Regions from separate parts of the Homo sapiens genome. Here region 2 is linked to region 1. A link is a loop called in an ENCODE intact Hi-C map of the cell type or tissue named here. Cell type or tissue: sigmoid colon. All regions are shown on one strand. Each heading gives the region's core, and the rest is flanking DNA. Links, peaks and the distances in the headings are about the cores only. Region 1 overlaps NID1 (nidogen 1). Region 2 overlaps NID1 (nidogen 1).

Region 1 (8,335 bases), core at 157-8,156:
CCAGCTACTTGGGAGGCTGAGCTGGGAGGATGGCTTAAGCCCCGGGAGGTCAAAGCTGCAGTGAGCCATGATCACGCCAGTGCACTCCAGCCTGGGTGACAGGGTGAACCCTTGTCTCAAAAAAGAAAAAGAAAGAAAAGAAAAATGGTTAAGGTCCAGCCCCCACCTTTTAAGAAATCCACAATCCAGAAGGATAAGGGAAAGGACTGACACAAAGAGATGATGACACAATATAGCATCAAGAAGCAAATCTGTATGGGGCATTATGGTATCACTAATTATTTTAAAGTTTAATGTGTCAGGATAATAGCTAATATTTACTGAATACTCACCATATTCCAGGCATTTTTACTAATGTCTAATGCTCAGAAGAACCTCTTAAGACTAGGTACTACTGGCCGGGCGTGGTGGCTCACACCTGTAATCTCAGCACTTTGGGAGGCCGAGGTGGGCAGATCGCGAGGTCAGGAGTTTAAGACCAGCCTGGCCAACATGGTGAAACACCATCTCTACTAAAAATTCAAAAATTAGCCGGGCGTGATGGCGGGCACCAAATCCCAGCTACTCGGGCGGCTGAGGCAGGAGAATCACTTGAACCCAGGAAGCGGAGGTTGCAATGAGCCAAGATTGCACCACTGCATTCCAGCCTGGGCAACAGAGCAAGACTTCATCTCAGGGGAAAAAAAAAAAAAAAAGACTAAGTACTACTAATATCTATATTTTTCTGATGGGGAAAATTAGGCAAATTCATCAATGTGTCCAAAGTTACCAAGGAATAAGTGGCAACACTGGGATTTGAACCCACGGAGTCCGACTCCAAAATTGGTCCTTTTCCAAAATCAGTCCTTTTAATTACTTCATGAATTGCCTTCTTGAAATCAGTTATAACTGCTTATTAAAAGATATCACTGGCCAGGTGTGGTGGCTCACGCCTGTAATCCCAGCATTTTGGGAGGCTGAGGCGGGTGGATCACCTGAGGTCAGGAGTTCGAGACCAGCCTGACCAACATGGTGAAACCCTGTCTCTAATAAAAATACAAAATTAGCCGGACATGGTGGTGCACGCCTATAATCCCAGCTACTCAGGAGGCTGAGGCAGGAGAATCGCTTGAGCCTGGGAGGTGGGGATTGCAGTGAGCCAAGACTGCACATTGCACTCCAGCCTGGGCAACAAGAGAGAAATTCCATTTCAAAAAAAAAAAAAAGATATCACTGTTCTTACTCAGCTAAAACCCATGCTCCTTGAGAAAATGGGAAGAGGGCCCCTGAGATACTGTGGCAAACAGCCCCTTGGAGTGGGGGCACTCAGGCTCACCAGTGAAGTCTAACACCCTCTCACTTTCTTGTTAGTGCACAATCCACTGATGACATGGAAGACCAAGCCAGTGATAGTTTTCCTTAGATAATCTGTGAATTGAAAGAAAAAAATCCCCTAGCTGGGTGCAGAGGCTCACGCCTGTAATCCCAACACTTTGGGAAGCGGAGGTGGGTGGATCATTTGAGGCCAGGAGTTCGAGACCAGCCTGGCCCATATGGCAAAACCCCGTCTCTACTAAAAATACAAAAAAAAAATTAGCTGGGCATGGTGGCAAGTGCCTGCAGTCCCAGCTACTTGGGAGACTGAGGCAGGAGAATTGCTTGAGCCCAAGAGGCAGAGGCTGCAGTGAGCCGAGATTGCACTGATGATGCACTCCAGCCTAGGCAACAGAGCAAGAGTGTCTCGAAAAAAAAAGAGAGAAAGAAGAAGATTCCCTAATCAAAAGGGAGAGATTTTGCAAATGGCACTTTATTTTGCTCTTTAAGGGCTGCAGATTGGAAAAACACGAATCCAGAATAGCAACCCTCAGTTGTTAGAAGGCCAGTGGATTTTCCAGGCCACTTATTTCCCTCCCCCTCCCCCTGCCCCTCCCCCTCCCCTCCCTCCTCCTCCTCCCAGAGTCTTATCCCTCAGTCACTTCACACTTCATTACTAGAGGAGAGTGCAGGGGCAGAAAAAAAGAGAGGAACTAAAGACCAAACTCTAAACATGCCAAAAACTTGCTATTAATAAAAAGGTTCAATGTGCAGAACCGATTGGCACCCAGGTGAGGATTGGAACCAGGGCTCTGGGAGTGAAATGCAGACTTAACAAAACTTTCTCTTTTAACCACATGTTATGGGCTATTAACTCTTTGGGTGACATATTTTCCATCATCACCCGGCACCAGCAAGGCTTTTCTAGAAGATACTGGCAGGCTGTGGAGAAGGGAGTCAGACACGGGGCTTCTTCCAGCCGGTCCCTCTGTCTCCCTTCCAGGGACCCAAACATCTCCCAGCACAAGCATCCCAGGGAGCTGCCGTGTGGGAGCGTGGGAAACGGCTCACTCTCTCGAGCCGCCAGAAGTTGGCAGTAAGCAGTTGGAAGTGATCACAGGGAGGCCACATCCAGACAATTTAGTTTTAAAAAGCTGCTTTCCAGTGAAATTTAAATCAGTCCATTAATTTTGAAAACACTCTCAGTGTCTTTTATTATTTGGAATCTAGGCATGGGAATATTTCTATTTTCACAAGGAATGTTTTAAGAGTCAGGTTTTAGGACAAATGTCATGCAGCACTGCAAATGCTTTGGACAACGGTCATATAACCCTCATTAGTATTTGCATTGGAAAATTATTTTTCAGCTAATTTTACTGAACATTCAGCTCGATCGTCTGTGATAATGAAGAAGGATGACTTCAAAGATAAATGTAATGTGCAGAACAGCCAGAAGTTTCACTGGATTCTTAGCTTTAAACTTCTCCCTTGTAAACTTCATTTTCCTGGAAGTAACAGTTAATAGCAAAGTTGATGAAAAATATTCCCGTCCACTTGGGTGCAAGTCTCATTTTGCAAAGTCTGTCAAATGCACGATGCTCCTATCAGCCTTGTTCCTTTTCTCCATCTTTTGAAAGTACCATTGGACAATTCAACAGCAGAAGGGCAGGGAGCAAAAAGGGAAAGGACACAGGCACTCAGGCAGGAGGAGGCACAGACTCAGGCACAATCCCCAAGGGCACTGGGCCGGGGAGTCCTCGGGCCCATGTGACCACTGATGCCCAGGCCATCACCAATATTCGCTCAGTTGGTGAAGCCAGGAAACCTGGAAGTGGGTCCTGGTTCCTTCCTCTTTCTCACCACCCACGCTGCATGTCCTGTCTCCAACTACAGCAGGTCCTCAAATAACTTCATTGCATTCAACGTTGTTTTGTTATAACGTTGATGAGAAAAAAAAAATCTATTCCCTGCTGGAGCCACCGTCTGTGTGGGGTGTCCGTGTTCTCCCCATGTCTGCATGGCTTTTCTCTGAGTACTCTGGTTTCCTTCCACATCCCAAAGCTATGCCAAAGTCGGGTGAACTGGCATGTCTAAACTGTCCGACTGTGAGTGAGTGTGGGTGTGTGGGAGCCCCCTTGTGATAGGACAGCAACCTGTCCAGGGTGGCTCCTGCCTGGCACACTGAGCTGCTGGGATGGGCTCTGGCCACCCTCCTCTCTGAACTGGAATAAGCAGCTGGAAAATGAATGAATGAATGAATGAATGAATACAAATGATCACAGAATGAAAATGTATCAAGTACGAGTAATCACACCAATAAATTATGCACCAATGAATTATACACCAACAAAAGTACTCGGCAAGCTGCCGGATTTGTGATTGTTTGTTTTTGAACTTCGTGGGTCAGAAGTGTTGACAATGTTGCTTTGCAAACATTTCTTCCCTGATTGAACCCACTACCATCATGACCTCCATTATTCACTGATTCATCAAAAATTGGGTAAATAATATCTTGGTTGTTTTTATTCATCTTAAATGTATGTAGAGCTCACATTTATTTATTTCAATGTTTAATACTAGAAGTGTTTTGGGCTTCATGGGAAGTTTGGTGATGTGTTTCTGACCAGAAATAAGCCATAGGAACTTAAATGTTGTTTCTGTCAATTACCCGACAGTCAAATCGGTTTAGTTATGCATGTTTAGCTTGAAGCCACAGTATCCAAGAACCTATCCACAATGTTAAGTGAGAAGCTACTGTATATGGCACTTTCTCCATCTCAGCTACCAACAGCACGCCCCCGCCCAACCCCACCACCTCGTTAGTCACATGACTGTCCCTTCTTATCCTTATTCCTCAGCTGAAACAGTGCCTTCTCAGAGAGCTTCCTGGCATCCCCTCCAGTGGAAGCTCCTTCCACTCACTCTTTTTTCCCTTCCCTCACACCCCCAGCCCCTGATATGTCTTCTTCCTGCCTATTTGTAGGTTCTGGCTTCTCTCCCCACTATGTGGTCATTTCTTCACGGTCAGGGACTCCATTTGTCTTGGTCACCACAGTAGTTCCAGAGCTTACACATGGTCTGATACATATGAGTCTCCCCACTTCCTGACTTCCTCCAATATAGGGGACAGGCAGGTTCAAAGCAGGATAAGACCTGTGCACCCAGGTTATTTTAGAAATAAGGCCTGAGGGTGAGCTCAGTTGTAAGTGATATGAAGGGTCAGAGAACTGTGCATTACTGCCGTTCTTGCCACTGGAGTAAAATGCCAATTACTAAAATAAAATAAATAAAAAGTGCATAACTTGAATTCAGTCATGTCTCCAGATCTAACTGCCAGTTTACAGGAAATACAGGAGACAGAAGAACATGCTAATGGACACAATGGGATGCAATCAGCAAAATCCAGAATATAAAGCACTAAAATGGAGAAATATCTAGTTTCTTGAACAAATAAATTTTAAAGAAAAAAAAGAGCTGGGGTTAGGGGAGGACCTATAGATTTTAAAAATTCTAAGAGATGGCTAGGCGAGGTGGCTTGCTCCTATAATCCCAGTATTTTGGGAGGCAAAGGCTGGCAGATCACCTGTGGTCAGGAGTTTGAGAGCAGCCCGGCCAACATGGTGAAACCCTGTGTCTACTAAAAATACAAAAATTAGCTGGGTGAGGTAGCAGGTGCCTGTAATCCCAGCTACTTGGGAGGCTGAGGCAGGAGAATCGCTTGAACCTGGGAGGTGGAGGTTACAGTGAGCCGAGACTGCGTCATTGCACTCCATACTGGGCTACAAGAGCAAAACTCCATCTCAAAACAAAAGTCCTAAGAGACACATCTACCAAATGTAATGTGTGGGCTTTGTCTGGGCCCTGATTTAAACCAATCACCTGAAAAGCAAAATAAAACATTTCATGAAACCATTTGCATATTGGACAATATTAAGGAATTATTATCATTTCTTAAAGTATGATCATGATTTTACTATTTTGTTTTTTTAAAGAATTTTTTTTTTTGAGACAGAGTCTCGCTCTGTCACCCAGGCTGGAGTGCAGTGGTGCAGTCTCGGCTCACTGCAACCTCTATCTCCTGGATTCAAGCAATTCTCCTGCCTCAGCCTCCCGAGTAGCTGGGACTACAGGTGTGTGCCACCACATCTGGCTAATTTGTATATTTTTAGTGGACACAGGGTTTCACCATGTTGGCCAGGCTAGTCTGGAACTCCTGAGCTCAAGCTATCCGCCCGCCTCAGCCTCCCAAAGTGCTGGGATTACAGGTATGAGCCACTGTGCTCGGCCTAAAGAGTCTTTTCTTCTGAGGCACATCTGAAACATTTACAAAACGATAAAATATTTGGGATTTGCTTAAAAATAATTCAGGGCCGCGTGCGGTGGCTCACGCCTGTAATCCCAGCACTTTGGGAGGCCGAGGTGGGTGGATCACGAGGTCAGGAGATCGAGACCATCCTGGGTAACACGGTGAAACCCCGTCTCTACTAAAAATACAAAAAATTAGCCGGGCGTGGTGGCGGGTGTCTGTAGTCCCAGCTACTCGGGAGGCTGAGGCAGGAGAATGGCGGGAACCCGGGAGGTGGAGCTTGCAGTAAGCCAAGACCACACCACTGCACTCCAACCTGGGCGACAGAGCAAGACTCCATCTCAAAAATAATAATAATAATAATAATAATTCAGTTTGGGGATGGGGAGGGAACATTAGGAATAAGTGAGGACATCAATGAAAGAAGATTAGTCTCAAATTGGTACTTGTTGGAGCTGGTAATGGATACATGGGAGTTCATTATATTTTTGAGTATATTTGAAATTTTTCATAATAAAAGTTTATTTTTTAAAAACATATAACAGGTCTGGTGCAGTGGCTAATCACACCTGTAATTCTAGCCACTGGGGAGGCTGAGGCATGAGAATCACTTGAATCCGGGGGGTGGAGGTTGCAGTGAGTCAAGATCACGCCACTGCACTCCAGCCTGGGTAACAGAGTGAGACTCCATCTCAAAAAATAAAAATAGAAAAAAAAAACATACAACAAACCTGATTGATCTGAAGTTCAGCAAAGAAAGGCAAATGGCTCTAATAGATAAGCCAAGACTAACGTTCTCTGTCAGTAGGGCCTGTGGCTCATTGTCCTTGTTTTTATTTGGTTTTGTTTTTCCAGGTTTATTGAGGTATAACTGATAAACAAAAGTGTATAAGTTTAGGGTGTACAACGCGATTTGATACAGGTATATGTTGTGAAATGAATAGCACAATCAAGTTGGTTAGCAAAGCTATTACAGATAGCCGTGATAGATCAACGGGACAGAACTGAGAGCCTAGAGGTGAACCCACACATTTACGGTCAACTAGTGTTTGACAGGGCCACCAAGAACACACAATGAGACAAGGTAGTCTCTCCAATAAACAGTGCTGGGAAAATTGGATATCCTCCTGCAAAAGAATGAAAATGGACCCCTATTTTATAGCACTCATAGAAATTAACTCGCAATGGATTGAAGAATTAAATGTAAAACCTGAAACTATAAAACTCCTAGAAGAAAACAATAAGGAAAAACTCCTTGATATTGATCTTGACAATTACATTTTGGACATGACACCAAAAGCACAAGCAACAAAAGCAAAAATTAAGAAGAGGGACTCCTTCACTGTCTTTTTGTGTTCGTGAAGACCCACTTTATTATTTTATTTGTATTGATGCATCATATTTGTACATATTTATGGGGTACACGTGGAGTATATATTTTGATACATGCATACATACAATGTGTAATGATCAAATCAGGATAATTAGGAAATTCACCGTCTCAAACATTTATCTTTCTTTGCATTGGGAACATTTCAAATCTTCTTTTCTAACTATTTTGAAATATACAATATTGGTTAACTATAGTCACTCTACTCTGCTACCAAACACTAGAACTTATTCCTTCTATCGAACTGTATGTTTGTACCCATTAACCAACCTCTTTTCGTCCCATACCCTACCCTTCCCAGCCTCTGGTAACCACCATTCCACTCTCTACGTCCACCCTTCATGGTCTTTGAATTTCTTCCTTCCCCAGACTTTCCTACCACTGCCACTCCCCTCCCAGGGACACAGGAGTGTTAGTTGCACTGGGCACATTAGACCACATTAATGAGCAGAAGGTGGTGCTGGTAAAAGCAGATTTTGTAATTAAAACTAATCAAAAGTTACAGAGCCTGAGGCACCCCATACAGTGCCCTGAGTCCAGGAAAAAAAAAAACAAAAACATGAAGCGTAAGTATTGCACGGCAGTTACCAGTATCACTTTCTGTTCACTACATTTGTACTAGTTTAAAAAGTACACGATGGCTCATGCCTATAATCCCAGCACTTTGGGAGGCCAAGGCAGGTGGATCACCTGAGGTCAGGAGTTTGAGGCCAGCCTGACCAATATGGTGAAATCCCGTCTCTACTAAAAATACAAAAATTAGCCAGGCGTGGTGGTGGGTGCCTGTAATCCCAGCTACTCAGGAGGCTGAGGCAGGAGAATCGCTTGAACCCGGGAGGTGGAGCCTGCAGTGAGCTGAGACTGTGCCACTGCACTCCGGCCTGGGAGACAGAGAGAGAATCCATCTCAAAAAAGTACATGGATTATGGGATCGCACTTTAGTTTTTATGAATGTTGGTGAGTAAAAGGCTAGAGGAGAAATGTGCCAGAAAAAAATTTTAGATTGCTTTTAATTCTCCAAACTCTCCATGGTGTCTCTCCTAGTTAACACTACATGCTTTTGGATCTATGATTCCCTCCTTCTTGAAAACCTCCTCAGCTGGGCGTGGTGGCTCACACCTGTAATCCCAGCACTTTGGGAGGCTGAGGCGGGCGGATCACCTGAGGTCGGGAGTTTGAGCCCAGCCTGGCCAACATGCTGAAACTCTGTCTCTACTAAAATTACAAAAATTAGCCGGGCGTGGTCATGCACACCTGTAATCCCAGCTACTCAGGAGGCTGAGGGTGCAGTGAGCCGAAATCTCGCCACTGCACTCCAGCCTGGGCAACAGAGTAAGACTGAAAGA
Region 2 (8,335 bases), core at 32-8,031, 52 kb before region 1:
TACAGGTGCCCACCACCATGTCTGGCTAATTTTGAATTTTTTTGGTAGAGACGGGGTTTCACTATGTTGGCCAGGCTGGTCTCGAACTCCTGACCTCAGGTGATCCACCCACCTCGGCCTCCCAAAGTGCTGGGATTACAGGTATGAGCCACCATGCCTGGCCTCAGTTCCATTACTTCTGGTGTCACCTTGTACATGTCAATGATACAGATTAAGCTGTGCCTCCTGCAGCAGTGGAACAGGGATGGCAGTAATAACAGATCTCACAGGACTGTTTGAGGAGTCAGTGGGAGGTGACGAGACAAGGCACACAGAGACATTTCGAGCTCTGCACCCAGATGTTCATTTGCGACTGGATCCTCGCAAAGCAGACACAGTGACATTCCATAAGTGTGTTGCCAGTGAATATTTGAAGTACCTTTGTCTGTGTTGCCAGTTCTCATGTTGGTTTGCTTAACGTGGTTGCTCCCTTGGTGAGAAGCAGTTAGCATGCCAGAAAAGTATTTGTTGAACCCAGCAAGACAAAACCATGCATGCTTTTCTTTTGTCCCAGAGGCTAATTAATATAAAAAACAAAACAAAACATTTGAAGTAGGAAGCACCAAACAAAGATACAAGCAAGCCATCTGGTTAGAATAAAAAATGTCTGGCTGGGCACGTTGGTTCACGCCTGTAATCCCAGCACTTTGGGAGGCCGAGGTGGGTGGATCACCTGAGGTCAGGAGTTTGAGACCAGCCTGGCCAACATGGAGAAACCCCGTCTGTACTAAAAGTACAAAAACTAGCTGGGTGTGGTGGCGGGTGCCTGTAATCCCAGCTACTCGGGAGGCTGAGGCTGGAGAATCATTTGAACCCAGGAGGCAGAGGTTGCAGTGAGCCAAGATTGTGACATTGCACTCCAGCCTGGACGACAAGAGCAAAACTCTGTCTCAAAAAAAAAAAATCTGGTTTTGTTCACTCTTGAATGTAAAACGTGTTTACTTCCACAAAATTTTACGTTGGCATAGGGTTTTAGAGTTTTCATATAAGCTGTTTCCATTCACAGATATGTTTCATTTGATTCTCATTGCAATCCTATGTGATAAGCAACTGCAGTTTTTACACCAAATGAGAAAACTGAAACTCAGAGAAGTTGAGACTCCTTCAGGCCACAGCACTGGTTGGTGGCTCAGAGACTCCTTCAGGCCACAGCACTGGTTGGTGGCTCAGTTCTAACGAGAACCTAGGTCTCTGGGTTTGTGGTCTAGCCCCGCCCTTCTGGTCTGGCATCTGGCGTCCACATTGCCAGTGCTTAGACGGCTCCCTCACATTGAACCTGTTACGACAACAGCGATGTACACACAGTACCTTAGCTCATTCACCAAAATTACCTGTGCATCCAGAGCCCCATTTTCCTACCAATCACATCTGCATGTGGTGGTGCTTTTCCAGTTAGAAAACAAAACTGGTGTCCTGTGTGCTGTCAACCAAACAAAACTTTTCATGCAGTAAGCGTTGTTCCATTTTATGTGGCCGACAGAGTTGTGTTAACAAAGTATTTGGTCAGCATAGAAAATCTCAAGGGCTCTAGAATTTACAGTGGAACTTTGAAGTACTGTATCTTGAACTTGTAAAAAGGAGGGGGAACCTCAACTGTACTCAGGAAATAGAATCTCAAGTGAGTTTATAAAAAGCTGTGATCTCGGTGGACTTTCTGGGCCAGCAGACAGTGGGAGCAGCCCAGGGGCTCTAGGGAGAGTCCCCTGCTGAGTGTCCCTGGCCCCCATGGGAAACTTTCCATTAAAGGCCTGGTGGATGGGGTGGGGGTAGTGGGGATGCTAAAGACGCATTTCCTGAGCTTGTTTCTGGTTGATACATTGATGACTCAGACAAGCGTCTTCTTACTCATCTAGTTCGAGCTGCTAGGGAAGAAAGCATTCAAGACCTGATACTTATCTGAGGAGTGGCAGGAAGTCTGGGGTGACTTTTCTCAAGGTGGGGGGACAAAGAGAATGAGAGGAAAATGAAACAGAGTGTAAACCAAAAATAAAATTCCAAGTCCGCCTACCATCGGAATGGACCCCTCCTCTCAGCCGAGGGCATTCCAAAGTCAACCTATGAAACTACTTCAGGCCATGAGAGGAAGGGGAGGGTTGGCCACGTCTCATTACCATTAACATCAACATGGACCTTAAGACTGAAAGAACAGGCCGGGCCCTGTGGCTCTCGCCTGTAATCCCAGCGCTTTGGGAGGCTGAGGCGGGTGGATCACTTGAGGTCAGGAGTTTGAGACCAGCCTGGCCAATGTGGTGAGACCCCATCTCTACTAAAAATACAAAAATTAGCTGGGCGTGGTGATGGGCGCCTGTAATCCTAGCTATTTGGGAGGCTGAGGCACGAGAATCTCTTGAACCCAGGGAGTGGAGGTTGCAGTGAGCTGAGATTGCGCCACTGCACTCCAGCCTGGGTGACAGAGCGAGACTCTATCTCAATTAAAACAACAACAACAACAACAGCAACAACAAAACCTGGCAGAACAGACTCTTTAAGTCTGATAAGAAACATCTACAATCTGTTCTCTCTGAAGCCGCCTACCTGGAGGCTTCATCTGCATGACTAAACCTTGGTCTCCACAAGCCCTTATCATAACCCAGACATTCCTTTCTATTGGTTCCAGGTTTTTAGATAATAACTCAACCAATTGACAATCAGAAAATCTTTGAATCTGCCTATGACCTGGAAGCTCTCCCTCCTACACTTGGCTCCCAGTTGTCCCACCTTTCTGGACCAAACCAACATACATCTTACCTGTATTGATTGATGTCTTATGTCTCCCTAAGATCTATAAAACCAAGCTGTAGCCTGACCACCTTGGGCATACGACATCAGGACCTCCTGAGGCTGTGTCACAGGCATCTCCTTAACTTGGGCAAAATAAATTGTTAAATTGATTGAGACCTGTCTCAGATACTTTTTGGTTTACAAGAAGGAGAACTAAGAAGAAAGTACATTCTTGACCTTGGATTTGCATTCCATTCCCTTGCTTGATTAAATTGGTTTCTCTGTGTTCATTCAAATAAATGACAATTGTAGCCTCTCATATACTCAATAGAGTGGAGAGAGGGGAGGTGCTCACAGATGTCAAGACTCTCTGGAAAGAGACGACATGCAACCGTGGGAGAACCCATGGGCTACTCAGAATGGAACTTGTTTGGGAAGGTGCTATTTATTCAGCATCTTCCTGCACAGAGTCCACGCCCCACTACAGAGGCAGCTACTCCCAGGGCCTACACGGGTTCTGAGCATGCACCTCTGGGACACACATCTCTGGACAAGGTCACTCAGGTGCAGTGAACAGTCCCTGGTCTCTGCTGGCTTTGAGATTTTTTTTTTTTTTTTTTGGAGACAGAATATCACTGTCGCCCGGCCTGGAGTGAAGTGGTGCAATCTCAGCTTACCGCAACCTCTGCCTCCCGGGTTCAAGCGATTCTCCTGCCTCAGTCTCCCAAGTAGCTGGGATTACAGGCGCCTGCCACTGCGCCCAGCTAATTTTCTGTATTTTTAGTAGAGACGGGGTTTCATGATGTTGGCCAGGCTGGTCTCGAACTCCTGACCTCGTGATTCACCCGCCTCGGCCTCCCAAAGTGCTGGGATTACAGGCTTGAGCCACCACGCCCAGCCTGGCTTTGAGATTTTGCTGGCTTATAGCCCCATCTCATTCACTGCCAAATAGACACTTGTTAGTCCAAGCAAGACTGCCAAATTTCCAAGAAGGAGAATTTACAAGTCAAGGGGGCAATGTCCATCTGACATGGTCTTCATCCTCATGTTCCTAGGGGCCACTAAGAACAACACTACTAATAATAGTGATAGCAACAGCAATAACGGTGATAACAGCTTTCTTTACTTATGAACTCTCTTCATGTCCCTTCCCAACATTTACCCCCATTCTCACAGGGCTAGAGAGGAAGACGAATGGCCAGGGAGGGGCACTGAACTCGCAGTTAGGAAAAGGCAAACAAAGAAGGGAAAACAGAAAGGTCGTAAACCAGCATGGAAGAGAGCTTGCACTCCTCCTCTGTGTGCAGTCTCTTCTGTCACAGTGTGAAACTGCATTGTTGAGTTTCATCACACCTGTTTCCTGGAGCAGCTCTTGGCTCCCAGCTGCCTTCCTCTCCCAAAATTCTACCACAGCAGGGCTTTTAAAATCACTGTAGTCATCATACGCTTCAGGTCAAGAGCCCCATGGACACGTGAAGCACTTACTCACTAGTGTTATAAGCATTTAGTGAAAGCTGCCATCAGCCAGGCGCCCTGCAAGGGCTAAATAGGAGAGTCCTTGATTGTACAGGCTAGTGCAAAAGATGAGGGCCCTGGTCAGTGGCACAGTGGGAGAAGCGGCTGGCTGTGGTCTGGACAGGCTGCTATGGGACAGAGAGGAAGAGCACCACACCTGCCTTGGTCAAGGGCTTGGCTGACATTAAAGACAATAAATCAGGCTGGGCGCGGTGGCTCACGCCTGTAATCCCAGCACTCTGGAAAGATGAGGCAGGCAGATCACCTGAGGCAAGGAGTTTGAGACCAGCCTGGCTAACATGGTGAAACCCCGTATCTACTAAAAACACAAAAATTAGCCAGGCGCAGTGGCACATGCCTGTAATCCCAGCTACTCGGGAGATTGAGGCAGGAGAATCGCTTGAACCCGGGAGGCGGAGGTTGCAGTGAGCCGAGATGGCACCACTGCACTCCAGTCTGAGCAACAGAGCGAGACTCTGTCTAAAAACAAACAAACAAACAAACAAACAAACAAAAAATGACGATAAATCTGCGGTGTGTCCAATACACCCAGCCACAGCAGCCTAGGCGCAGTGGCTGAACGGACTTAAGACAAGAGCTTTGCAGGCTGAGAGTGCAGACGGATAGGAAGTCAAGAAATTCCAAGCATTGGTGAGGACGGTTGCCTTTGTGCTTCCTGGGGTTAGGTTAGAGAGGACTTCAAGAAAAAGAAGGGATGGAGGAACCACAGGCTCAGCGATCACTCCGCGGATTTGGAAACGAGGCCATGTGAGAGTCACAAGGGAAGGAGGTGGCGGTCAGACGTGGCCACAGACATCAAGACCGGGAGCTTGTCAAGCCTTTGGGTGGCCTGGTTTGGACCCTCCTCAACATCAACTCCCCCATTTGCCTGACTGCCCCTCCTCCTCATTATTCCTCCCTGTCTCCTATTCAAATCTCACCTGTCCTTCAAGGCTGAGTGCAAATCCTCCCTCTCTCACTCTCCCCAGCTTTTTTAGCCCACCTGCATCTCTGCTTCCTGCTGCTAGTTATCACTGGTTATCACTCCTAGTGAACGAGTGGTAGTTGTCACTCCTAGTGAACGACTGGTAGTTGTCACTCCTAGTGAACGACTGGTAGTTGTCACTCCTAGTGAACGACTGGTAGTTGTCACTCCTAGTGAACGACTGGTAGTTGTCACTCCTAGTGAACGACCGGTAGTTATTCACTACTAATTTCAAGTATTCCCTTTTCCTGCCCAGTTACAGTGCAGACTCCTCCAGGGTGGAGACGTTTTACTGTTCATGTGTCAAGCACAGTGACAGGCACACAAGAGATGCTTAAGAAATATTTAACTATTGGTCCTGGCTATGCTACTAGTTAGTTGGATGCCTTGGACAAATTATCTAGTCTCTCTAACCCCCATATCTTCATGCATTCAATGGGGCTAATCGTACCAGCAGTGACGTGCACCAGCCAGAAATGCAGAAAACCCTGAGGTGTGTTGTCCTGGATACCAAATGAAGAAAGTGTTTCAGGAAGGAGGGCGAGACCAATTGTGCCAAGTGCTATCAAGAAATGAGGCCTCAGGCCAGGCACGATGGCTCACACCTGTAATCCCAGAACTTTGGGAGGCAGAGGTGGGCAGATCACTTGAGGCCAGGATTTCGAGACAAGCCTGGCAAATATGGTGAAACCCCGTCTCTACTAAAAATACAAAAATTAGCCTGGCTTGATGGCAAGCACCTGTAATCCCAGCTACTCAGGAGGCTGAGGTGGGAGGATTGCTTGAACCCGGGAGGTGGAGGCTGCAGTGAGCTGAGATGCAGCCACTGCACTCCAGCCTGGGCAACAGAGTGAGATCCTGTCCCAAACAACAACAACAATAGCCAAGCGTGGTGGCACACACCTGTAATCCCAGCTACTCAGGAGACCAAGGCACAAGAATCGCTTGAACCCTGGAGGCAGATGTTGCAGTGAGCAGAGATTGCGCCACTGCACTCCAGCCTGAATGACAGAGTGAGACTCTGTCTCAAAAAAAAAAAAAAAAACAAGAAGAAAAGAAAAAGAAATGAGGCCTCAGATCTAACAAAGGGAGGGTTGTTGCTGACTTTTACGAGAGCAGTTTGGGTGTTGTGGTGGGGAAAGAAGCTGACTGCAGTGGTTAGAGAGAGAATGAGAGACTCTGGAAGAATGCAGGAGCTTACTTTTTAGAGTCCAGTTCCAGATGGATTAACTAGGTAACAAAATCCATAGCCCATGGGTAGCATTTACAAAGCAACACGGTGATAAGGAAGGGTGAAGGGACACACCACCAACTTGTCATCTTTGTGTGGCAGACAGCAGAGGAAAGGGGCAGAGCATCTCACAGTGTGGGAACAGGAAAGCCCCAGCGCTAACAGGCACTCTAGAAGGCACTGCAGGCCAATGTAAAAACAGCAGCAAAACTGGGAGGGTTTTTCTTCCTTTAAGTTAAAGACTAAGCCAGGCGCGGTGGCTCATGCCTATAATTCCAGCACTTTGGGAAGCCAAGGCGAGTGGATCAGGAGGTCAGGAGATAGAGACCATCCTGGCTAACACGGTGAAACCCTGTCTCTACTAAAAATACAAAAAATTAGCCAGGCGTGGTGGCGGGCGCCTGTAGTCCCAGCTACTCGGGAGGCTAAGGCAGGAGAATGGTGTGAACCCGGGAGGCGGAGCTTGCAGTGAGCCGAGATCATGCCACTGCACTCCAGCCTGGGCAACAGAGCGAGACTCTGTCTCAAAAAAAAAAAAAAAAAAAAAGTTAAAAACTAAAGGGGCTAGAAGAGCTAGACCCTAGGAAATTGACCGGGCTGTCAGGGCATCACACTGGGAAGACAGTGCTGAGAGTGGGATCAAACTTAAGCAGGATGGAGCCCGGCACGGTGGCTCACGCCTGTAATCCCAACACTTTGGGAGGCTGAGGTGGGCAAATCAGTGAGGTTGGGAGTTCGAGACCAGCCTGGCCAACACGGTGAAACCCCATCTCTACTAAAAATACAAAATTAGCTGGGAATGGTGGCGTGCGCCTGAGTCACAGCTACTCGGGAGGCTGAGGCAGGAGAATTGTTTGAACCTGGGTGGTGGAGGTTGCAGTGAGCTGAGATCATACCACTGCACTCCAGCCTGGGTAACACCATCTCAAGAAAACAAAAGCAAACAAACAAAAAAATGTAAGCAGAGACCAGGTAAGAGAAGGCCCAGATATAGGCGGGGGGTGGGGAGAGAGCCAGGAAATCTCAAAAGCAAATTGCAATGCTTTTTTTTTTTATTTTTGAAGATGCAAGAGTGTTTTGTTCTGCTGAAAGCATATTTACTGGCAGTCTAAACACAAGAACCTAAACAACTGCTTTTGGAAAGCATAAATAACACACGATCGTAATTTTGTAAGACACAACTCTCAAGATATTTGAACCAACTGTCTGTTTTTTCTGATTGCAAAATGATTCATATGCCATACACTTTGACAGAAAATTTCTTTTACTAAAAAGATTTCTTCTAATTTACCTTACATTTTGCTATTTTTAAAACAATACTGGGCAAAAATTATGTGCTATATAAGTGTTAGCTATTATTACTTTAGTATTACCCCTTCCACTAGATAAAAATTTCACTTCTTTAAACTACTGTTTGATGTAGTAGATATCTATTCATATTATTTTAGGGAGGCATTCTTTAATGAAGACACATCAGAAAGGAAAAGTGGTCAAAAACATAGCTTATCTGAATTTTAAAATGAACAAAAATCCATAAACATCAACTAACTTCTGTACAGAGCATAGTAGCTAATTATCCAGCCTGCACTTTCTAATAGTAATAATATCATCATAAATGTGCACAGTGCCCTCACTGTCAAAGTTCTTTAACTAAAGTAACAGGAACCACTCTGACTTAACCTAAACCCAAAGGAAGAATTTATTATGAAAATATAGTTATGTCATGTGAATCAGAAAAGGGACTGGAACCAGAAATAGACAACTGTCAGGAACTAAGAGCTCCTGTCTCCTTGTCACTCACTTGCTTTATTTTTCTCTTGGGAGACTGACTGTCCTCTGCTTCT

What was found. A loop is a pair of places that touch in the nucleus more often than their neighbours do. Peaks named below come from ENCODE experiments on the same cell type or tissue, not always from the same donor. Only the 100,000 strongest peaks of a DNase experiment are listed, where the experiment ranks them.
Region 2: a loop joins it to region 1, with 1.9 times the contacts of the local background. A loop is called at or near these places in 20 of 110 quality-filtered maps.

Annotation. Positions count from the first base shown.
Region 1 is chr1:236,049,362-236,057,696 of GRCh38, forward strand. The region is part of intron 1 of NID1 (nidogen 1); the gene reads right to left. Among named protein-coding and RNA genes, the nearest start is that of NID1, 12 kb to the right of the region's middle. In sigmoid colon, for the core only: no CTCF peak of the experiment used is centred there; a DNase peak (open chromatin) is centred at 3,430; H3K4me3 peaks cover 689 bases.
Region 2 is chr1:235,997,745-236,006,079 of GRCh38, forward strand. The region is part of intron 12 of NID1 (nidogen 1); the gene reads right to left. Among named protein-coding and RNA genes, the nearest start is that of LINC02768, 29 kb to the left of the region's middle. RefSeq lists enhancers at 1,482-2,681, 1,583-1,632, 1,673-1,742, 3,708-4,416. In sigmoid colon, for the core only: no CTCF peak of the experiment used is centred there; DNase peaks (open chromatin) are centred at 3,666 and 4,227; H3K27ac peaks cover 2,386 bases.